Linked DNA regions of Homo sapiens: region 1 is linked to region 2. Evidence: chromatin loops called from intact Hi-C (ENCODE). Cell type or tissue: PC-9. All regions are shown on one strand. Links, peaks and the distances in the headings refer to the core of each region. The heading gives the core; the rest is flanking DNA. Region 1 holds the start of DAZL (deleted in azoospermia like). Region 2 has its middle 80 kb from the start of PLCL2UT.

Region 1 (12,097 bases), core at 3,949-11,948, 200 kb after region 2:
TAACATTTGGCTTCTTGTTACTTATGCAAATTTCTGCAGCTGGCTTAAATTTCTCTTCAGAAAATGGGTTTTTCTTTTCTATCGCATCATGAGGTTACACATTTTCCAAACTTTTACACTCCACTTCCCTTTTAAACATAAGTTCCAATTCCAAACCATCTCTTTATGAATGCATAAAACTGAATGCTTTTAGGAGCATCCAAGTCAATTCTTGAACACATTGCTGCTGAGAAATTTCTGCCACTAGATACCCTATATCATCTCCTTCGAGATCAAAGTTCCACAGATCTCTAGGACAGGGGAAAAATGAATGCTGCCAGTCTCTTCGCTAAAGTATAGCAATAGTCACCTTTATTCTGGTTCCCAACAAGTTCCTCATCTCCATCTGAGACCACTTCAGCCTGGACTTCATTGTCCATATCACTATCGGCATTTTGGTCAAAGGCATTCAACAAGTCTCTAGGAAGTTCCAAACTTTCCCACATTTCCCTGTCTTCTCTGAGCCCTCCAAACTGTTCTAACCTCTGCCTGTTACCCAGTTCCAAAGTTGCTTCCACATTTTTGGGTATCTTTATAGCAGAACCCCACCCTCTGCAGTACCAACTTACTGTATTAGTCCATTTTCATACTACTATAAAGAACTGCCTAAGACTGGGTAATTTATAAAGCAAAGAGGTCTAATTGACTCACAGTTTAGCATGGCTGGAGAGGCCTCAGGAAACTTACAATCATGGTGGCAGGTGAAGGGGAGGCAAGGCACCTTCTTCACAAGGCAGCAGGAAAAAGTGCCAAGTGAAGGTGGAATAATCCCTTATAAAACCATCAGATCTTATGAGAAGTCACTACCATGAGAATGTCATGGGGGAAACTGTCCCCTGTGATTCAATTACCTCCACCTGGTCTCTCCCTTGACATGCAGGGTTATGGGGATTACAACTCAAGATGAGATTTGGGTGAGGACACAAAGCCTAACCATATTAGACCCCATCTCTACAAAAAATACAAAAACAAAATTAACTGGACATGGTGGCATGCACCCATAGGTCCTATCTACTTGGGAGGCTGAGGTGGGAGGATCCCTTGAGCCCAGGAATTTGAGACTATAGTGAGCTATGACAACATCACTGTACTCCAGCCCAGGTGACAGAACAAGACCCATCTCTTTAAAACAAAACAAAATAAAACTTGTTGACTGACTAGATATGGGAAATAACAAAAAAAGTTTCCCTCAACTTCCTTCCTTTTTTTTAAAAAAAGTATGTATATTATCTCTGTGTCTGGTCTTTCTTTATTCCATGATTTTCCTTTGACTGTATTCTCTTCTTTAGTCCTTTCACTTCCTCGTACTTGCTCATGCTGGCTGAAATGCTAGCTGCAGGTACACAAAGTTTTTGCCAAAAAAGTTTTGAAATTGTGGACTTTTTTTTAGTCAATTCCACATAAAACACAGGAAAAAAATCCTTCATGGGAAAAAACAAACATTTCAGCTTCTCCTTTTTATGGTGATCAGAGATTAATTTAGTTTAGTTTCGCATTAATCAAGTTGTTGTCAGAACCTTTCCTGCTAATCTGTAAATGCTGGGCTTTTCAATGTTGTATTTACTCACGTGATGTCTCACTTCTTTTCTCTACAGATATTCTCAATCTAAATTAAGGGAATCAGGGCAAGAAGAGAAATTTAACAGTTGTTAGACCACAACAAAATGTTGCCCTCAGCAAAGTGCTTTGAGATTGTCACATTGCCTAAAAAATGCAATATTTAGGAAAGTTTTTTAGAAATCACACCAAACAGTTCTCCTTTTCTTTGGCAATTCCTTGAGCTCCTTAAAAAAATGTTTGAAAGTACAGAGCTAACTGACTTGAGTAACAGCTCTCATCTGATTTTTTAGGAAGAGGTCCAGTGAAGTTGATGGGTTCAAAGACATTGAAAGGTTCAGTGGTTGATGTTTACACCAGAAATTTCCCTCCCTCTCTGATTCATGGCTTAAATCACTCCAGTTTAGGGAAAGAAATTCTTGGAAATTGATGTAACTCTCGTTCATTACACTGGACTGGAACACTTCAAAGAGGCACCAATACCACTGCACCTTTTCCTGAGGGACTGAGGAGGAAAATAAAGAGGGAAGCTGGCCGGCCGTGGTGGTTAACACCTGTAATCCCGGCATTTTGGGAGGCCAAAGTGGGTGGATCCCCTGAGGTCAGGGGTTCGAGACCAGCCTAACCAATATGGTGAAAACCCGTCTCTCCTACTAAAATTACAAAAATTAGCTGCACATGGTGACATGCACCTGTAGTCCCAGCTACTCGGGAGGCTGAGGCAGGAGAATCACTTGAATCCAGGAGGCAGAGGTTACAGTGAGCTGAGATCACGCCACTGCACACCAGCCTGGGCGACAAAGCCAGACTCCGTCTCAAAAAAAAAAAAAAAAGAGGGAAGCCAGATTCCCACAAAACAATATGAAAAAGACAAGCAACTCAAAGGGAAATTGGCCAGAGACTATAAACAGGTCATTCAATGATGAGGAACCTGAACAGTCAACAAACAGTAGAAAAAAATTTAACTCCATGAGCAATCAGGGAAATGCAAAGTAAAATGAAAACGAGATGCCATTTCTTGACCATCAGGTAGGCAAATTAAAGAGTGGTGATATCAATATTGGAAAGTGAATAGATAAATGAAGACTAACTCACTGATGGTGGAGTGTAAATGGGTATACATTGGCACAACACTTTAAAGGGCAATTTTGTGATATCTATTAAAATTTGAAATGTGCATATCTATGAACTGGCAGATATACTTCTTGGTGTTCACCCCAGAAAAAAAAATACTCATGTGTCTCCAATGAGACAGTTTCATTGTATATTATTTATAACCATGACAAAGTACAAAAGACCTAAACATCAATTGACCAGGGAATGGCTAATAACTGTGGCGTATCCATATTATGTAAAATTATGCCAAAGTTAAAAGGAATTAGGTAGATCTATATGCTGACATTAGAAATTTCTGAGTAACTGGGTGTGATGGTACACCCCATTAGTCCCAGCTACTCAGAGGCTGAGGTGGGAGGATCACTTGAACCCAGAGGTTCCAGGCCAGCCTGGGCAACATAGCAAGACTCCATTTCTAAAAAAGAAAAAAAATATATCTACCTAGTAATGTAGATATTTCTGAGTCATATTGTTGGAGAAAAAAAATCAAGTTACATACATTTTAACAGCATTTTTGTTCAAGAACATATACCCCAAAATAATATATATTCCCTCTATATACCCTTTAAGTATAAATATATAGTGTAAGCATATATTTTCTATAAGTTATATATAACATTTTTATATGAATATAATTTCTCTATTACAAGTATAATAAAAATACCACATATTTTATGTATCAATATGTTCTATAAGTTCAAATAGCAAATGTTCTATGTAAGTGTTAAAAGAAAACACCTAGAAAAACATCTGAAAGGATTTACACCAAACTACCAATCTCTGGGGATGGATCTGGGATGTAGAGCTGGTGGTCAAAAGGTAACTTAAGCCTACCTTAATGTTTTTAATTTTTTAAAGAAAGGGACACATATTATGTATTACCATATTGTCAAAAAAGGATAGGAAACAAAAAATTAACATAGAAAGAATAAAACTATGGAAATGGAGGTGAGAGTGATTAGGGATGAGGAAAGGAAAAAGAGTGAGTTCTACCAGCTTTTTCTCTCTGCTTCTTCCACAAGTGTTCAACAGCTTCTACCTCTCTGATTTGCAAGGGTTCGCTCAGCAGTGATGCCTCTTGATGCAGAAAAAGCAGTTTCAAAGCAACTGGGAGAAGTATGTGTGTGAGTAGGGAGTCAGTGGTGTAGAGATAAGATTGATTCCAACATTTGAAAAAAGTACTGAAAGATTTGTTAACAAGCAAAATTCAGAAGGAAATGTGGAAATTTTATTTTTGTTAAGCAGATAGGCTCCTCAAGGGCCAATTGTTTTGGAGCAATTCATTAGTGTAGGTTGGTGTCTTATCTGTTCAGGCTGCTATAATAAAAGCAATATTCCACAAAACACTAGTACACGAACATGATTCATCCAAGTTCGTTGCTACTTTATAACAAGGATTGCCTTTCCTCTAGTTTCCAATAACATGTCCCTCACATCACAATGGCTTTTACTGTCCATATTTCTACCAAGTCTGTTCACAACTACTTAGGCACTCTCTAAGAAGAGTCAAGCTTTCTCTACAGCTCTCCTTTTCTCCTTCCAAGCCCCCATCAAAACCAGCCCTTTATGGCCTGGTCTGTTCATAGCAATGTAGGATTTTTCTATGATACATGTCAAAACTCTTCCAGCCTCTACCCATTACCCAGTTCCAAAGCTGATTCCATAGTTTTAGGCATTTATTATAGCAGCACCCGTCTCCCGGTACCACCTTTCTTAATCTGTTCAGGGTCTTACAATAAAAATATCTTAAACTGGGTGGCTTATAAACAACAGAAATTTGTATCTCACAGTTCTGGAGACCGGCAAGTCCAAGATCAGGGTGTCAGCATGGTGAGGTTCTGGTGAGGACCCTTTTCTGGGGTGCAGGCTGCCAACTTCTTGCTGTATTCTTACATGGTAGAAGGAGTGACTAAGCTCCCTCAGTCCTCTTTTATAAGGGCATCAATCCCATTCATGAAAGCTCTGCCCTCATGACCTAATCATCTCCCAAAGGCTCCACTTCCTAATACCATCACCTCAGGGACTAGGGTTTCAACATATGAATAGGTGAGGAGGGCAAACATTCAGACCATAGTGTTATTTGGGGTTTTGCTTCTTTGTTTAGCTACTCTCATGGGAACAAGAGATTTAATACATAACTTTGTCCCATTATATTAGCCCTTTCTTCCTCCATGTAGTTTGCTAATATAGCATAATGGTTGAGAACTCAGACTTTAAAGTCTGACTGGGTTTAAATTCAGCTCTGATACTTACCAACTATCATCTCAGGCAAGTTATACAACCTCTGTGCACCTCTGCTTCCTTCTCTGTAAAATTGGGATAATAATAGCACCTACTATTGTTAGGAGGATTAGATGAACTACTAGTAGAAGTAAGATAATTAGAATAATGCCTGGTACATAGTATGTACCGTATTAGTATCAGTGCCTAGTGTCAATATTATTACTTTTAACAAGTCAATCATTTTTCAGTTAAATATTTAGGCAAGTATCATGAGGCCATCGTGAAGATTATGTCAGTTTGCTTCAGACCAACCCCAAAATTCAGACGACCTGCTTAGGAGATTTAAGTTTTGAGTGAATAAACTATTATTGCAGGTACCAGGGTTAAAGGTGAATAAGCAGGGCTTAAGCAACATTGCTCAGTTGATAGATGTCTCTGCAAGTATTCACAAGTGTACATGAGATGTGTGTTGCTATGCTGGACCACATGAATGCAGGCCCAATAAAAGACAAGGCACCATACCTTGAGATTTAAATGGAATTGGTTTAAACATCTGCTTACATGCAATGGAAATAGCACATATTTCTTTCTATCTTGCTGGGAATACTGAGCTTATGATTTTTGCTTTTCCAGGTCACTTTTGGCTGTAAGCTACTGTTCCTGCTGAATTATTTCATCTGTGGGTCATCTTGCTGTAGATCAGCATGCTATCCCTGTCCCATGTTGCAATGGAGAGTGTCCTTGAGACTCCTCGCAAAACACCACTGACATAAGGCATTTGTGTGTGTACTGGAAGCTTACTAAAGGTTGGACACAATAGCAGGACATTGCTACATAATCACAGCAAAGAGTCATAAATCTTTTAGCTGTTAACCTTCTTTTTAAAAGCAGTTTGGCTGACCTCACTCATCACCTAATGTAGTCCAGAAGCTTTGTTGTAAGCAATAGTCACAGAAGTTTTGGCTGGTTTAAGCAGGAAAAGAACTTATTAAAATTTATTGGGTAACTAGCTCACAGAATCTCAAAATGAACCAAAGGGTCAGGTTGTCTCCAGGAATGACACACGAAATCATGCTGCAGAACTTGTCCAGTGAAGAAACCTCAGCTGGCACTGAGTACACCATGGTTTGCACAACTGACAGTAGCAGTCATTGCAGCTCTAACCTATACCATGGCTGCTGCTGCTGTTGATACTCTTCTCCAGAAAGTATTCTCTGCAGTCCCTTCATTATGGCATCATTAGTCCCCTATTCAAAATTTAGGATGGCTGCATCTCATTGATGTTGTGTAGGTCACCTGCCCAAGCTGTTAGCTGCAAGAAAGGCTGAGAAAGTAGACTCTTAATTTGTAAGGTGAAGGATTCTCAAATCCAGGGAGGTAAGTTGTTTATGACAAGTGCTCTCTATGGCAATGTTTCTTCACCTTCAGTGTGCACATGAGCCATTTGGAGATCTTGTTAAAATGCAGATTCTGATTCAGTAGGTTTAGGGTGGGGCCTGAGATTCTACAGCACTCACGTGATGTGAAGCTGCTGATCTGAGGATCACACTTTGAGTAGCAAGGCTCTATAGCACCGATTTTCAAATATGGCTGCATACTGGAGTAACTAGAGAAACATTTATATATATATATATATATATATATATACACACACACACACACACACACTGACTTATGAGCCTTGCCCTCAGCTGATTTAATTGGTTTGGGGCGAGGCATGGGCATATAAATTTTTTAAAGTTCCCCACATGATTCTAATGTACTCAGATACCTTTCACTGCAGGCTCCAACTTTTTGTCACTTTGCAAGGTTATTTTTTATTTTTTTGAGACAGAGTCTCACTGTGTCACCCAGGCTGGAATGCAGTGGGGTGATCTTGGCTCACTACAACCTCCACCTCCCACGCTCAAATGATCCTCCCACCTCAGCCTCCTGAGAAGCAGGGACCACAGGTGCACACTGCCACACCCAGCTAATTTTTTGTATTTTTGGTAGAGACGGGGTTTCACCACATTGCCCAGACTGGTCTCAAACTCCTGAACTCAAGTGATCCATCGGCCTCAGCCTCCCAAAGTGTGGGGATTACAAGCATGAGCTAACATGCTGACCTGCAAGGTTACTTCTTTTCTCCAGCTTCTAGGACCTCCAATTTCCCTGTCTTGCTTGGTTTCTCCCCTTGTAATATGATTACTCTCATTTATTAGGCAGAACAATTTGAAACTCTACTCTTTAGTCCCTTGGGCCTAAGTTTGCATATCTAAAGCTCTATAGAGTTCTGCTAATCCAGTGTTTCCCAAAACTATGTTACTCGCTGCCCTGGGAGTATGTGGTATGAAGTGATGCATAAACAAACATTGTTTTAAATTCTAATCATTCTGTATTTATTTTAATGTCATTGTTAAAAAAATGTAGCTAAAACAGTAAGTCTGATCTTGCAAATATTGTTGTTTAGGACAAGAAGTTAATTTTTAAAACAGGTAAATAATAATAGAGACTCAGGACAGATATAACAAAAATCTTGAAAATGATTTGCAGAAGTGAAGTTCAAGTGCCTATACAAACATAGCCTTCTTTCCAAAGCCGTAGGCTTTAGGAGCACAGAAGAACTGGCAGAGGTGTTCAAAGACACCAGCGTTTTTTTCTTCTCCCCCCATATAGGAAGCAATATAGAGATTTATTTCTGAACTGATACGAATTATGCCACTAATCTTAACACATTGAAATGGATACAGTCAGTTTTGATCTTAGATAAAATTCTTTCTATTAAGCGATTTCAAGAAAACAGCACCAACCTTTGAAAAATTCATGATCTAAAGAAAAGTAAATTATAAGAATAACTTATGAAATATAAAATACAAATAATGTTTAATCCCTTAACCAGCTAATCTTTAACAAGAAAACGGGTGAAACTGTTCAGAATTATTAAGAGCTAATACACAAATCCAGAAAGTCTTAAAACTCCTAAGCAGGAGAAATTTTTTAAAACTCCACATCTACTTACATCATTGTGAAAATTCAGAACACCAAAGAAAAATTGGTCTTAAACATCAAAAAGACTGACAGCAGATTTCTCAGTAGCAATAGAAAATAGAAGATAACAGAGTAATATGCTCAATATTCTGAGGGGGGAAAAAATACTTGTAAACCTAAAATTATATATTCAGTAGAATTATCATGAAACAGCAGGGAAAAATCAAAATATTTCAGGTGGAAAAAAACGCAAGGGTTTACCACATCACACTCTCATTCAAGGAAATTCTAAAGAATTTGCTACAGGCACAAGGAAAATGATTCAGAAGGAAGATCTGAGATATGCAAAGAAATGGTAAGCAAAATGTTGTTACATATGTGGGTGTGTCTAAAAAACGACGTCTAATTTATATGATGAAACCAGGATAGAACTAAAATAGTGAATAACTTATAAACTGAGAGAGGGGAGGGTGTGTAGAGCTAAGACATCCTAAAGGCCTTTGCATTATTCAAGAAGAAAGTAAAGCTATTTATTAGCTTTATATTTTAAGTTTACATTTTAAAATAGTAATACAAATCACTTAAAAATACGGAGTGCATTGGCTCACGCCTGTAATCCCGGCACTTTGGGTGGCTGAGGCGGGCGGATCACGAGGTCAGGAGATTGAGACCATCCTAGCTAACACGGTGAAACCCCATCTCTACTAAAAATACAAAAACAAAATTAGCCGGGCTTGGTGGCAGGCGCCTATAGTCCCAGCTACTCGGGAGACTGAGGCAGGAGAATGGCATGAACCCAGGAGGCGGGGCTTGCAGTGAGCCGAGATTGCGCCACTGCACTCCAGCCTGGGCAACAGAGCGAGACTCTGTCTCAAAATATATATATATATATAATTAATATAATATAATTAATATAATATAATTAATAATTAATATAATATAATTAATAATTAATAATTAATATAATACATATACACACACATAGAGAGAGAGAGAGAGAGAGCCAGAGCGTGAGCATTACTCCAAATAAGTTGAGGAAAAAAACTGAGAAAAAGAAAAAAAAACCACGTATACACAATGCAAAAGAAGCTGCTTCTGTTAGTTTTTGACATTTTAACTTTCTTTTTCGTATGCCATTCTTATTCAAGGTAAGTAGTATTGTATAATTTTTTATTGTGAGCTTTTCATTAAAGGGTCATTTTCTTATGAGAATCACTTTCAGCCTAGGTTGCAGAAGCATTCATTCAAGTCGGTTTTATGTTTGCTTCTGCCAGGCATTCTAGATGCCCCATGTCTAGGATCTCTTAAGGCAGGAGAGAGGGTGATGGTGTAGGAGGATCCATTTCTTGGCTTGGGGATTCCAATAATATATTATAGATTTAAACTCCAAACGTTGATGAAATGCAGGTCTAGGGTTTTGAAATTTAATCAGAGTTAAATACATATTTTCTTCATCCAGAGATGGGACAAGCCTCCTCATCTGCTCGCCATGGGTGTTTCACATTTTCCCTACTCCATCCTTTTCCTAAGGATTTTAGGGACAATGGCGTTTTGCAGAGTACTCAGTTCCAGCTCCCACCCTGAGCCCTTACCTCCTACCACTAAACATCCAGATCTCAAGTTACAGAGAGTAACAACACTTTGCCCACACCTAGGATGACCAATCCTTCTGGTTTCCTTAGGGACGTAGGAATTTCTCAGTGCTAAAATCATGTAAGTCCTGGGCAAACTAGTATGACTGGCTGCCCTACAGCCCAGCCCCCATATCCCGGGCAGGAGAAGAATCAGTTGAATAAGTCATTGCTCTGGTTTTCAGTTTATTTTTGGTACTTGGAATTTCCCTTCTTTTCTTATGGGTTTAGCTGCATATTGAAAATAAAACGTTTTATTTTAATCCCGCATTACTAGGTGTTAGTAATGAGATACTGCTCACGTTATAGAAGTCCACCGTTTTGCCAGCTCAAAAAGTAACATTTTAATGCTTTCCGTCAGTACAGAAGTGAAGTTTGTGGATAAAGGTCATAGCTACTTAGCCCTGTGTGTATAGCTAAGGTGCTGCAGTGGTTCCCGAAGTTACGTGATGGGCTCCACCAACTGGCCCACAGCTTGCTCCTGCTCTACGCCCGTATTCTGACCTTAAGAATGTTCTAGAATTCTCTAGGCAGGCCTAGCGCCTTCCTGTAAGGCCTGGAAGGTGAATTCTCCCATTAAAATGTAAGATCCCTGAGCAAACACATGTTCTGTTATTCTGTTCACTCCTGCATCTGCTGTACCTGGTAATCACAGGCACTCAGTAACTATTTCTTGAAAGAACAAACATCCTGAATGTCAAACTGGCATTTCCTCCCATCCAACCCCTTCTATCTCAAACTTGACAGAAAGGAGTGCAAGTTTCTGGCCTGTTGATGTCTCCTTCTGTTTTCCACAGACTTGCTTCGATTTATTTCTGTAGGCATTTAAAAAAGATTTTGGGGTGAGTGTGAAGCTAAAAGTGATGGCGCTAACCCTGTGCCTTAGAGAAGCCATTTGGAAACTGCAGCCTAGACACATTAGATTATCATTTTTGTAAACTATACCATACATTTCAGTATGCATACTTATTTTAGGGGTGTTTTGGGGGTGATGTGTGTGTCTGTGGGTCTATGTGAGCGCGGCGCCTTCCTGGGACTGAGGCACCGGACCTGCGCACACGCGCTGCGTACCCTACGCCCCCGCCGCGTGGGCGCCGTCGTCCCCCGCAGCCCCCCCACGCAGGGGGCGGGGCGCTGCCACCCATTGGCTGAGGCCGATACCACGCGCCCCGATACCCGGCGCAGGAGCCACCTCCCTGAGCCCCGCGGACCACGCCTCAGTCCGCCTGCGCTCCTCAGCCTGACGGTCCGCCTTTCGGGGCTCCTCAGCCTTGTCACCCGCTCTTGGTTTTCCTTTTCTCTTCATCTTTGGCTCCTTTGACCACTCGAAGCCGCGCAGCGGGTTCCAGCGGACCTCACAGCAGCCCCAGAAGTGGTGCGCCAAGCACAGCCTCTGCTCCTCCTGGAGCCGGTCGGGAACTGCTGCCTGCCGCCATCATGGTGAGTTGAGGGAGAGGCCCGAGGGGCAAGGCTGGCGGAGTCTTCACTCGTGGGTGAAACTCGGCTCTGCAGGGTCGGAAAGTGAAGTCATCCTCGGCTTTCCTGTTTGGGGGGCACCTGCCTGGACGCACCACAGCCATGGCCCACAGAGTTGGGAGAGGCGGCCTGGCAGTGGCGCGGCCTACACAGAGAGGCAGGCGCGGGACGCCAAGGGCGGCAAGGTGGGGGTGGGCCCCGAGGACGCGCTGCCTCGCCGGCCACGTGCAAGGGCCACGGCCTTCTTGAGGCACCCATTTCCCGGTTCGGGTTCTCTACTGGCAGAGGTTTGGGGTGCGGGTTCCCCACCCCCGACTGCCCCACCCCGCCCCCACTCCCACGCGCTCCCCCACTCACGCGCCTCCGCCCCTCCCCCACTCCCACGCGCCTCCGCCCCGCCAGCCTCATTTCTGGCGCGCTCTCCCCGTGGCTCCGCAAGATGGCGGCGGGCCTGCTGAGGGACTTGCCTTCTTAAACTTCGAGGGCCGGAGCTTCCTTAGGAAGTGGTTCCCTCCTGGTCCCTGTACTTGGTGGGGTGGGCGGGGTTCGTGGGGGCCTCAGCGTGGGGTGTGGGGCGTCCTGAAGGCATGGCCCTGTAGCTGAGGGGGCTGGGCCGGAAGTGCCTCTGGTCCCCTCGCGCCTGTCAGCTGCGGGGGACTTGCTGATGGCGGCTCCCTCGTGTGGCGGCGACAGAAAAGCTCGCCTGACGCCATCTTTGCCGCACGAGGTTGGTTTCAGCAGTTACCATTAAGAATTTTAGAATTTTTAAATTCTGGGTACGGTTTTTTCCCTCTCGATAAACCAGGATCCTTTGACAAAATGTCCATTTGGTAGATAGCGTTGGGTGTGCGTTTTTGTGAGTTTGGTAAATGCCTAGCGTTGCTTCAGCGCCACCACAAGATGCAGCTCTGAACACGCAGACCAACCACTGAGTCACGAACGCGCGTATTACATGCTGTGTGTGTGTCTGCATTGATAATTCTCAGTCTCTTCAGGGAGGAAATTTATACACAGTTTATATTACCATGTATAAACATTAAAATAAAAATAAACACCTATTATGTGTAATTGTGCAACATATAGTT
Region 2 (12,097 bases), core at 2,815-10,814:
TTAATATTTTGCACCTTAATTGGACAAATTAAGACTCATGTGTATTCATCCTCCCTCTCTTCTTTTGCCTTAGTTTTACAAAATGAAATAAGATGATATTGCGTAACTGAAAGTGCTTCGAACTCCTTAGGGGGAAAGCAGGAGCTATGGCCAAGTCAGTGGTTGTCTATCAAAGCTTTCATTGCCAGAAAACAACACATTCTTATGATTCACAAGGTATTATCTTAGACAATTTTAATGTTAAGAAAACAATTTTCATTTTAAAAACAAAAAAAGTAAATAAATAAAAAAGGAGACTCACCAGTCTACCATTTGCTGAGATGATTGGCAGCTATTTCTAGCTTTCTTTGCTAAAATTGAATTTCTTCTTTATGCTCCAAACTGATAAATGGTTCAATAACAGGTTTAAGATGGGTTATGAGGAAAGGAGATGCAAGAAGGTTGAACTGGTACAGACTGAATAAGAAATTCATCTCTTTGCCCCCACCACATTCCAGCTGAAGCTCATTTTATTGTCGCCTAAGCTCTGTCTAAATTGTTCAATTTATGTGACAAAGTCTTGATGGTATCTCTTTAAGGCTGTCAGAGGAGCCAATGCAATGTCAATTCAGAAGTGAAGTCATCGTTACAAAAGTGCCTTTAGTGGAAAATGACAATGTGGGAAGTCTTACCTGTTCCCTTGCAATTATTTTCGTATTCAATTTGCAAGATAAAGGATGAGTGCCGCTCCACCCACCCCTATACCTTTGCCATCAGACTATGTTCTTTCTATTTATTTCTCAGGGTTGGCCTTAAATCACTAGACAGAGTCCTTGAATGTTAGTTCTGGGGAGATTTGGGATATTTTTTAGCCTAGCTACAGTTAGAGGATCTGAGAATCCAAAAAATAGAATTGTTCACAATGAATATTTTTATTAATCAGGCATTTAAAGAAAAACAAAACATGCTTTGCTGTTATAAGACTGAAAAGGATCTGAATCAAAAAGAAAAAGTCTGGGGGTGGGGTGAATCAGGATAGGGGGTGGGCATACTGCCCCATGGATTGAAGAATAAACACCGTGTCTTCCCTGCTCCTCTGGGAGGCAATTCCTAGTTGCGTTCTGCATAGTCCCAGGAGTCCCCAGTGAAACTGACCTCTTGATGCCCACAGCAGTAACCTGCGCATAAGCTCACCCATTACTGGGTTTCCCTTCTCCTACTCCTTTCCCTACTCCTTCACAATGCTTCCTAAGATCATCTCCCAGATAAACTACTTGCACCCAATTCCTGGTCTCAAGGTCTGCTTTTGATAACGGGGAAGTTTATACATCAAAAAGGCATTGCCCTTAATGGAGAGGTTCTCAATTAGGGGTGATTCTGCCCTCCGGAGGACACTTGGCAAAATCTGGAAATGTTTTTCTTGTCACAGTTGGGGTAGGGAGTGTTACTGGCATGTAATGGGAAGAGGCCACTGATGCTGCCAAATATCTGACAACGCACAGGACAGCCCTTCATAACAAAGAATTAGTAAGCCTGAAATGTCAGTAGTGTCTAGGATGGGAGATTCTGCCTTAGAGTACATGTTCTTCATGTCTCATACCATCAGCACAACTCATTACCCTAAAAATTGTATAAAGGTCAGCTTTTGAAGGATGAACTTCTAAAGAAAAGCCATCTAGACCATCTCATCTCTTCCTCTATTGTAATAATAGAAGAGTTATATTATAGGGTGTGGCAAAGGTGTGGTCCCTGAAGCTACAAATATGAAAGTGTGGTGATATTGAAGGAGACAAGACTGGCATTCAGCTGGGGCAGCATGGATCATGATAGGCAACTTCAGGGATATCACAGGCAAAGCACTAGGTCAACCATGTTTGGAAAACAACTTCTTTTTTAACCACTGAAGTGCAGTTGAACATATACCTACTACATGCTGAAATTATTTTGGTATTAACTGTGCTATATTTAACTAAACTTACCTAAACTCTTAAGATAGTGTTAAATGTACCTAAACAGATTGCAGACATTCTAGGTAAACATAAATAAGTGTAGCTCATTTTACAGATGAAGAAATTGAGGCTCAGATTAAGAAAGCTGCTCTTTGTCACACAGCTAGCAGGTGCCAAATCCGGGCTGGAACACAGATATGTGAACTCCCACCTTGTTTACTCCTTCACCCAGGGGCAGAGAGGAGCATATGGGAGAGCTAGTGTTTTATTGCTGGGTGGATTATATAAGTCCAGCAGATGGCTAACACTGAAGCCAGCAGTTTCTCAAAATTCCCAAATCCTAAGAAGTGTCAGTCTCATTGTGGTGAACTGTGGCCATCTTCTCCTGTATCTTAAAAGGGTAACTATAACAACACAACACACACACACACACACACACACACACACACACACACACACACACACACACCATATTCCTTATCCTGGAAAACAATACAGAAAATTCAGCTTTAAAAAACTTTTAAATTACAGGTAAAGATAAAGATTGAAAAGTGAAATAAAGCTTATCCTGATGAATTCTGTCTCTGATTTCTTAAGAAGATGCCATAGGTATCTAAAGAAAACAGCCAATAGCAAAGAAGGGTGCTTTAACCGTAAAGTTTTACTCTGGGGAAGATCCCGGATATTAGCTCATCCACACGGACCTTAATTTTATAGGGAGGAAGGCAAGGCACAAAGAAGATAAGGAACACATGCAAACCCACTCAGCAGAGGCCAGAACATTCCCTGCCCATGACTGTAGAACTCGACTCTGGAGCCAATTTTCTAATATGGTTCTCATTTTTAAAATGCTGGTCTTCAAATATCGATACAGTTCTAAGCTACAGTGTTAATGTGCAATCCAAGAGGCACAAAAGAAGAGATGGAATGAAGCTCATTGCCTTACAGGAATTTCTGAGTTCTTTTCTTCTATAGTCATCTATAGCATGAATCTCCTTTACGGTTCCATGCAGAAAGAAATTCCTACCAAGTTCTAGATGACAAATTTGGGAGAGTAGTTAGCATTTATCAGAAATGAAATAAACATGTGGTATGTAACTATATAGTCTTTGGTTCTATAGGAGATTGGTGAGGGTGGCTGAATTTTTGCACTTCTATCACATTAATTAGAAAATCAATGCAAAGTAACTTTTTTTTCTTAGATCATTGATTTTTTTTCCGTCAAATTTGGGGAAAATGACAAGAAAATTTATGTGTTGGGCTTTTGTTTAATTTTGTGTTCTAACTAGACTACATAGCCATTGAGTGCTAGAAACAGATCACGTTTGCCTTCCTATCTCTAGTGCTTAGCACAAGGCTTGGCACTTAGTAAGTACTCCACATATTTGTGTTGAATGAATGAATAAATGAATGTCAATGATTGCTTTAGAAGGCATTCTGCCTTGATAGGAATTATTAATAAATGCAAGTCCATTTATTTTTCAGAAGTGTGTTTGAATTTTCCAGTCCTTTTATTTCTTGCAACCCTGGTCAGTCTTAGAACATCCATTTTTTTACATTAATAATTCAAAGAAGGAATTCCTGAAACAGAAGTCTGAATACGAATGCAAGTCATCATCTCAAAAATCATTCTTCCCTTCTCAAAGAAATTCATCTTTAGCTATGAAATAAACACAGAAAGCAGGAGTTATAAAGCTTGAGTGTTCTTTCCCTATTTCTGTTTATTTTTTAGTATTCTTCACTGGGTTCATTTTAAGTGCCAGTGGCAGTGTAGAGATGTGGTCATGAGCAGGGACTTTGGAACCAGAAAGACATAAAGTCAGGTCCCAGACCTGCTACTTTCCAGCCACATGACCTTGGGCAAGTTATTTCATCCCTCTGTGCCTCAATATCCACATCTATGTGGTGGCACCTATCTCATAAGGCTATTAGAAAGACTAAATGAGATACATACAAAGGTGCCTGGTATATACTGGATGCCCACTGAATGTTCGAAAGATAAATAAATAACTCTCCACCCTCTTATGATTACCCTACTTTTCTATATTAAGAGTGCATTCAAGACCTTGATTATGTCTGTTTCAGTTGTCTATTATGTCGTTAAGAAGCCACTCCAAAACTTAGTGGCTCAAAACAGTAAGAACCCGTCATTTCTTATGATAGTGAATTGTGACTGGGTAGTTTCTCTGCTGGTCTTACCTGGGCTCACTATGGAAGGTTAGCTAGGCTCTGGACGTCTCTCTCTGTGTGGTCTTTCATCTGGCCTTCATCATCATATAGTGGCCACAGGGCAGGGTTCCAAATGAGAACAGGCAGAAGCTGCACAAACTCTTGAAGTCTGGGCTCTAGAATCTGCACAATATAACTTCCACCACATTCTATTGGTCAAAGCAAGTCACAGGGCCAGCTCAGTTTGAAGAGAGTATAGACTCCACCTTTGGATGGAGGAGCAGCAAAGTCACATTGCAAAGGTCTATGCATACCGCTATGGGATACTTTGTGTCCATGACATAATCCACCACAATTCCCTCACCTCGCCTCATGCACACCTTCTTGGACTGTGCTTTCCCAATCTTCCACTTTCACTTCACAAATCTTTCAGTCGTTGCATAAAGTAAAAATAATGTTGTCACACAGCCAATGACTGCTGGAGAATCATGCAATAAGTCAGCGAACAAAGAGCTTGTGTCCAATGTAAGGTAGACACTCAAATCTAGGGACAGATTCAGAAAGAGCCATTTTCCAAAAAAGAAGCTAACAAGAACCCGCATGTCATGATCTTTTGTCCCTGAAGTAATTAATCCAAATGTAGGGCTTTGGAGTTGTTTTACTTATGGTTATCTCAATCCTACAGCCAGATTTCCTCAATCCTGGCATGTGGCAGCCATGGGGATGAGCCACTCACATTTCCCTCAAGAGAGAACCTGTTGGGATGATGACTGTTAGCTGATGGCCTTCATCTGCCACACCCCTGGAAATCACTTGTGTCCTCTTGGTGGCCACAGTGTCTTCAGGCTGCCCCAGGCAATGATTGAGCATGGTGAAGATACCAGGTTTGGGACACTTCTGTTCTAGGGCTCTGCATTGGCCTGACTGAGATTTTCTCACAGCTGCACTCTTCATGTCTTAAATAAGAAATGCTTTCCTTCCCCCAAGGTCCAAAAATATTGATCTATACTTTCTCTTCATAATTTTAAAGTTTTGCTTTGATTATTAAAGACTTTCATTTGTCTGGAGCAATTCCAGGGTATGGTGTGAGGTAGGAGTCCAGTTTCACTTCTATCCATATGGATGAGCACATTTTTAGCTCCACTTAACATACAGTCCCTCCTCTCCCAACTGCCAAGCCGCCTCTACCATCTATCAGAGTTCCATGTATACATAGGTCTGTTTGGGAACACTGCCTTATGCTCCATTGGTCACTTTCTCTACTGCTGTGCCAGTTCAGCACTGTCTTCCTTCCAGTAGCTTCATAATAACTTGGGTTATCCATAAGGTAAGCCTCTCCCCAGTCTTCTTCAGAAATGCTTTCACTCTGTCCCCTCACTCTTCCAGACACATTTTAGAGTCAGCTTCTAGTTCTATGAAAAATCCTGTTGATGTTTTGCTTGGTATCATTGAATTTAGAGGTCAATTTGAGGAGATTTAGCTTTTTAAAATTTCTTTCATTCTGTTTTCCTTGCTCCTTTGACTAAATGCCTGGCTGCCTATATTGCTCTGCATCCAGATGTGGAGGAGCCAATGGCTCCTTATAAAGGTCTTCAATTACTAATTTCTGTTTTTCAGCCTTCTTCCTTACTCTGAATCAGTCCCAGAGATCAATTATCCTCTTTGCTACACCTTAGAGGTAATTTTTATTTTCTCATTGTATTAATCAGGGTTCTCTAGAGGGACAGAATTAATGGAATATATATGGAGTTTATTAAGTATTAACTCATATGATCACAAGGTCCCACAATAGGCCATCTGCAGGCTGAGGAGCAAGAAGAGTCAGTCCGAGTTCCAAAAAAAGAAGAACTTGGAGTCTGATGTTCGAGGGCAGGAAGCATCCAGCACAGGAGAAAGACGTAGGCTGAGAGGCTAGGCCGGTCTAACCTTTTCATGTTTTCCTGCCTGTTTTTTGCTGGCAGCTGATTAGATGGTGCCCATCCAGATTAAGGGTGGGTCTGCCTTCCCCAGCCCACTGACTCAAATGTTAATCTCCCCTTTCGCAACAACCTCACAGACACACCCAGGATTAATACTTTGCATCCTTCAATCCAATCAAGTTGACACTTGGTATTAACCATCATACTTGTTTATATCTTTAAAATTTTTCTATGATCAATAAGCATTATCATTGCAATAAAATGAACAAACAAAATGGTTATCTTGTTCCCTTAGTGCTAAATTCAAGTCCAGCAGTCAACTTTCTTAATAACTTCAACCCCAACAGGATCAGTGTATACCCAGCCAGTGCGCTCCCAGATCAATGGCAGACATTGGTAATCCAATCACACACATTTACCTCATGTACCATGTCATCAGAATCTTTCTCAACACAGCCACACAGACTGCCACTGCAAGTTGTGAGGAAAACATTTTTGCCATCCAGAACACAATGATCATTCACTCTTCCTCCTAGATCTATATTCTACAAATAATTCTAAAGGAGTCAGTTCAGGGTGCTGGAAAGAGCACTGCACATAGAACCAGATGCTCTAGTGTACAGGTCTGGCTCTGCCACACTCTAATAGAAGATTTTTTTCATGGGACAGACAGCCACTTCCCTCATCCTCAAGCTTCCTCTGCTGTGAAATCTGGAGGTCGACCTAAGGGCTCTATCTGCTGTAGCACCTGATGTGATTCTAAATTTCATTTTTTCCCCAGGCACTTAACGCAGGCAAGAAAACAAACAATGATAATAATGCCCCATATCAAGGGCCTCCTCTGTGTTAAGCATTGTGCTAAGCACTTTACCTGGATTATCATTCCATTTACTGCTCGTAATATTACATGATCGTACTGTTCTCCCCATTTTACAGATGAAAAAATTTAGAATTAGAGAAGGAAAGTACCTTGTCTGAGACCATCCAGCAAGTCAATGGATACAGATGTGAGCCGATATCTGACTATAGCAACTGCTGCCCATGCTCTGCCCACACCCCACATCTTTCCACTGCCTTCTGTTGCAAGCATCTGCCACGCTCCACTTGAGGGCTTTCTCTCACCCCAGTGAGGCAGGCCATTAGTCTCAGAAGCAGAGGAAGTTAATGCCCCTGGAAACAGCTCTCATATAATGACAGATGAGAGTTGGAGGATACATACCCCATCTCCCTTGCCTCTTGGTTGGGATGACTCTGAGGCTTATTTTTCCCCTTCCTTGTCTTGCTTCCTCTCTTCCCCTCCTTTGCTTCCTGGGACCATCTCTCCCCAAAATTTCTTGTACTCAGATTCTTCTTGCTGGGTATTTTTTCCTGGAACTTAAACCAAGACAACCTTGCACCATGCTAGGCTGCCATGAAAATTAGACAATAGTGTTCTAGAAAAATACATCAAAAAATTCGTTTTTCAGCTTCTACTGCATTCCCTTTGAGTTTGGAGCATAGAATCCAGTTATATCAGAGTCTGTATCCCTTGAGAGAGAAGAGTTAGGGACACTTGGGGTTTGTAGAGCTATAAAGGCCACGAGGCCTTAGAAAGTGGACCCCTGTGTTCTTGTTCTGCCTTCAGCCACTTCCCCACTCTGTGCTCACAGACAAGTATGGAAACTTGAATACCTACTTCTTCATTTGTAAACAGAAAGCTCTATGATTCTGACTCAGATTTTAGATCTTGAGCTCAAGATAATCCAGCACAGATTGGCTGATCTATAGTTAAGGCTGGAATGCATCACTTTATGCAGCTGACAACTTTGCATAATGGAAATAAAGACCCAGACACTGGCATGCAGGAAAAGGTGAAAACACAACGCTAAACAAGGAAATAAGATCGACAGAGATAAAGTGCTGGGCAGTCAGTCCTAGGTGAAAATGTTAATTGTAATGCAGCCTTTTGGAGAAAAATGGAATGTAAATCTCTCAAAATACAATGTGTCCAGAGCTAAATATGCAGCCATTATGATGATTTTCCAAGAACTGTCATATTCAATTGTAGCGCTGAGATGTTTCTTTTCAGCTACACAACGCTTTTACACAATTAATAATCTCTTTTTAGAATCAATATTATTTTTTAGTGGCAGAGGCATTACTGAATGCCATGTCCTCCAGCCCTGTCTTCGTGGTGGTTGTTTGTGGGACCAACTGTAATAATTCTTGTGATTTTATTCAAGGAATTTGGGAAGAGAAAAAGATTCCTCGTAGAGCTTGAAAACAAAGCAAAGAAATCATCCCATGTGACTTTCTCCCCTGAAGTTCTCTGTGACTCCCTGTCTGCCATCAAGCTTGGGCTTCGATGTTAATTTTTCCATCTGCTTTGGCTGCAGGTAATTTGGAGACACTGACGTCATCAGACCATCTGTTCAGTAAAACCACAGCGATGCTTTCCTCCTGAGTTGTTTATGCCTTGACAGCTACTTTGGGCTATTTTCAATATACTCAAAGCAGAGACTAAATTGTGGTCCAAACAGTCCCTTAGCATTGCATCTAAGTGTAAAAATTAAAGTTAATTATTTTTGTAATTGTAACAAAAAAATCAGATGCACACCGAGTTATGGAAACTACTGGTTAATCTCAAGACAAAGGAAAGCAGATAGTTTGCATCATGATTTTTTTCTTCCTGATGCCTTCTGACAGCCTCAGTTTGTCTAGTCTGACCATTCCAGTTATGCCTAGGGCCTGACACAGGATAGTGCCAAATAAATTTTGTAGGATGAATGACTGGTATTTCCTTTATCTAAGGCACTCTTGAATATAATCCATTTATATATATTCTTTCCAGTCAGCTGTCCTCCTGTGCCCAGGAAGAACTGGGAGTTAACTTTCACTTCCTCTTTAAGAGGAACTTGAGAGGGCTGCAGAGGAAATGGAGATTTCATCACTTCAAAATCTGTAGAGACCACATTACACGTTTTGGAGGGTCAGTACTGCCTCTAGAATAGAGTGGATTTTTTTTAAATTCCTACAATGTGAAACTGATAGCAAATATTAAACCAAAAGCAAAATGGATTTGGATTTTAATGCAAATCATGAAGACTGGATGTACTTCTTCAAATAAATCTTAACAGCAACAACATAATTTTAAATAAATAATTTTAATGTAAATCATGAAGACTAGATGTACTTCTTAAAATAAATCTTAAGAGAGACAACTTATAATTGACCTATATGAACATCATGTCTCAAGTGATTTTAAATTATAGTACTTTATGTGTGCTATGTTGCACAAGTATCCTGAGATCCCCTTGCATTGCCTGAATGCCAATTTTCATTTTCATATTTAAGAAAGAATATTCTTAAATTCATTTCTTATTTCTTGCTCCATTCTTATCCCTTCCTCCTTCTCTTCCTCACTACCTTCCCACACTAATTCATGCCTAAGTCTTGTTGAGTTTGCCTTCTAAAAATAGTTCTTGATTCCTCTCATTTTTATTTTCTTTCCTAGCATTATCTTAGATCAAGTTACATTCATCTCTCATCTGGAGGTCTCTGGTCTTTAAACATCCACTCTTGTCCTCTCTAATTTGTTTCCTACAAGTTACAATGTAAATTTGATCATACTATCCTCCTAAAGACCTTTAATGACATACCATTGTTTTTAGAGTGAAGATCACAATCCCTAATAAGCCCTCCAAGGCTGTGCAACATTGTCCCCTGACTGCATAGGGGACGTTTACATTCCTTCACATTGCTTCACATTCCTTCCTCCTCTGTACTTCAGATACTATGGAATTTTGTTTGCTTGTTTGTTTCTAGTCCTTCCAACAGGCCGGCTCCCTCTTGCCACAGGTCCTTCGCACATGATGTTTATTCTTCCTGGTCACTCTTCCCCTGGTTAAAGCCTACCTATTTTTCAGATCTCAATTCTTTTTAAGTTTCTCTTTAAAACTAATCTTCTAGACCAAGCCTGGTCCCTCTGCCTGCTTTCACCTTCTTTCTTGGTAACAGAAGCCCCAGTTTTTAACAGGGCACATGACTTAAAAGCCCCTATTACAGCTAAGTGTGGAGGTGTGACTAAACTACAGCCAAAGATTTGTAAGTGGAAGTGGTGTGTTCATTTTCCAGGACATGCCTTTCATTATACCTTTCTCCTTCCTCTGGCTGGAATACATGATGGCTGGAGACTAAGCCATTATCTTGGACCATGAAGTGGAAGCCACATGCTGGGGATAAGGAACAACAAGACAGAAGGAACCTGAGTCACTAACACTGTGGGACACAGTATCAACACTGGTCTACCTACAGTGACATGACAGAGAAGTAACCTTCTATCTTGTGTAACTCATCTTCATTTTAGTTTATTTCAACTTGTATCTGAATCTAATTCAAACTTATGCAGTGTGATTAATATGTCTCCCCCACCAAACCATAAGCTGGATGAGGGCAGGGACCATGTCTGGATGAACTTTATATTCCCACGACCCATCAGGAGGCCTTGTAGATACTCAAATAAATATTTGTAGAAAGGAAAAAAGGAAGGAAAGGAGAAAAGAAAAAATGCCTATACTTCCTAGAATTTAAGAAAATTTCAAGTGTATCTTTTATAGACAAAGTTGTAGTAAGATCTGCCAATCCAACCCACTGTCTCATTAGGCAAGGCTGAAAATTAATCTCCTGACACTCTGCAAAGCAGAGGGGGGAAGAAGGGAAGAGGAAGACTTGTACCTCATTCTAGTGGGATGAACAGCATATACAATAAACAGACACGTGAGCAGGGCAGTACAGTCAGCAGGGGCCAGGTCATGGGGGCCTTGTCAAGGACAAGGCAGATTTTACCCTGGTAGCAATGAAGGTATATCAAGGGGTTTTGTTTATTTTTTATGACATAACATATTTGAGAAATATTATAGTGGTTGCTGTGAGGAAGTTGGAGAGCAGGGAAGAGGTGCTGGAGACTATCCAATCAGTGTCAGGCTAAATAATGATGAAAATGAGTGCTTATGTTAATTGTTAGTACTGTTTATCAATGTCCAGACTCCTCTCCTTCAGGACATACAGCAGGATTGCACTTCTAGTCTTCCTTATGGTGTAGTGGTGCCATGTGATTAGTTCTAGGAAGTGAGTTGTAATCAGAAATGATGTCTGTCATCTCCAGGTTGAGAAATTCACTGCCAGAATGATCTCCTCCATAATGTTCTTGCCTTCTGCCTTGGCAACCGCCAATGTTCCTGACAGTGGATGCTCCATCTACCCGGGTCCCAGAATTAAGATGACACAGATCAGAGCTCCTAGCTAACACAAAGCAGACATGAGTGTGAGTGTAAGTCAATCTTTGTTCTTTGAAACCACTGAGATATTAGGGTTGCTTGTTACAGCATCACATATTAGCCTATTCTGACTGAGCAACGTCCACTTTTAGCAATGCTTTGAGCGTTGGCCACAAGATAAATCCACAAATGAGATAAAATAAAACATTTCAAGATTAATAAAACAGAATAGGATAAAGTTTTAAAATATTGTCCTCTCTGTTTTTGAAAATTAACAATTAAAATAACTTCATTTTCTTGACAAATCTTTGATGCCCACTTCTAGAAATGTTAGTAGAAACCCTGTTTGCCACCAAATTGATTAATTATTGAAGAGCAGTTCTAAAAATGGCATTGGTTAAAGCCATGCACTTCTTTCCATGTTCCATTGTGACTTTGAGTCTTCTGAATAACCTGACTCAAGTAATATGTATCAAGTACTCCTGAAATGCCAGTCAGTGTGTTGGATACAAACTCCTGAAATGCCAGTCAGTGTGTTGGATACAAACAAAAAAAAAACCACAAAGACCATGCCTTTCACGTGCTCATGGTCTGGAAGCAGAAATAAGCACATAAACAAAAAATTAGTTAATCCCTGTGACTCAGTTTTCTCATTATTAGATGAGGATAATTATAGTACCAGCCTCTTGAGTTGTTGTGAGGACTGAATGCAAAACAGAAACATATGATGTGCTTAATACATACTACACAAACAAACAAGTATGGAGTAATCAGGGCTATCATGAAGGAATTTGTAAAGTGTCACATGACTACCTGTAAGGGAGGA

The links. Peaks named below come from ENCODE experiments on the same cell type or tissue, not always from the same donor. Only the 100,000 strongest peaks of a DNase experiment are listed, where the experiment ranks them.
Region 1: it touches region 2 in a loop (21-fold over the local background); 5 of 110 quality-filtered maps call a loop at or near these places.

What each region holds. Positions count from the first base shown.
Region 1 is chr3:16,604,082-16,616,178 of GRCh38, reverse strand. DAZL (deleted in azoospermia like) reads left to right here and starts at 10,756. Exons shown (of 11, transcript NM_001351.4): 1 at 10,756-10,976. The coding sequence starts at 10,974. In PC-9, for the core only: no CTCF peak of the experiment used is centred there; DNase peaks (open chromatin) are centred at 5,858 and 9,608; H3K27ac peaks cover 1,336 bases.
Region 2 is chr3:16,798,227-16,810,323 of GRCh38, reverse strand. No RefSeq gene overlaps it. Among named protein-coding and RNA genes, the nearest start is that of PLCL2UT, 80 kb to the right of the region's middle. In PC-9, for the core only: no CTCF peak of the experiment used is centred there; a DNase peak (open chromatin) is centred at 7,793.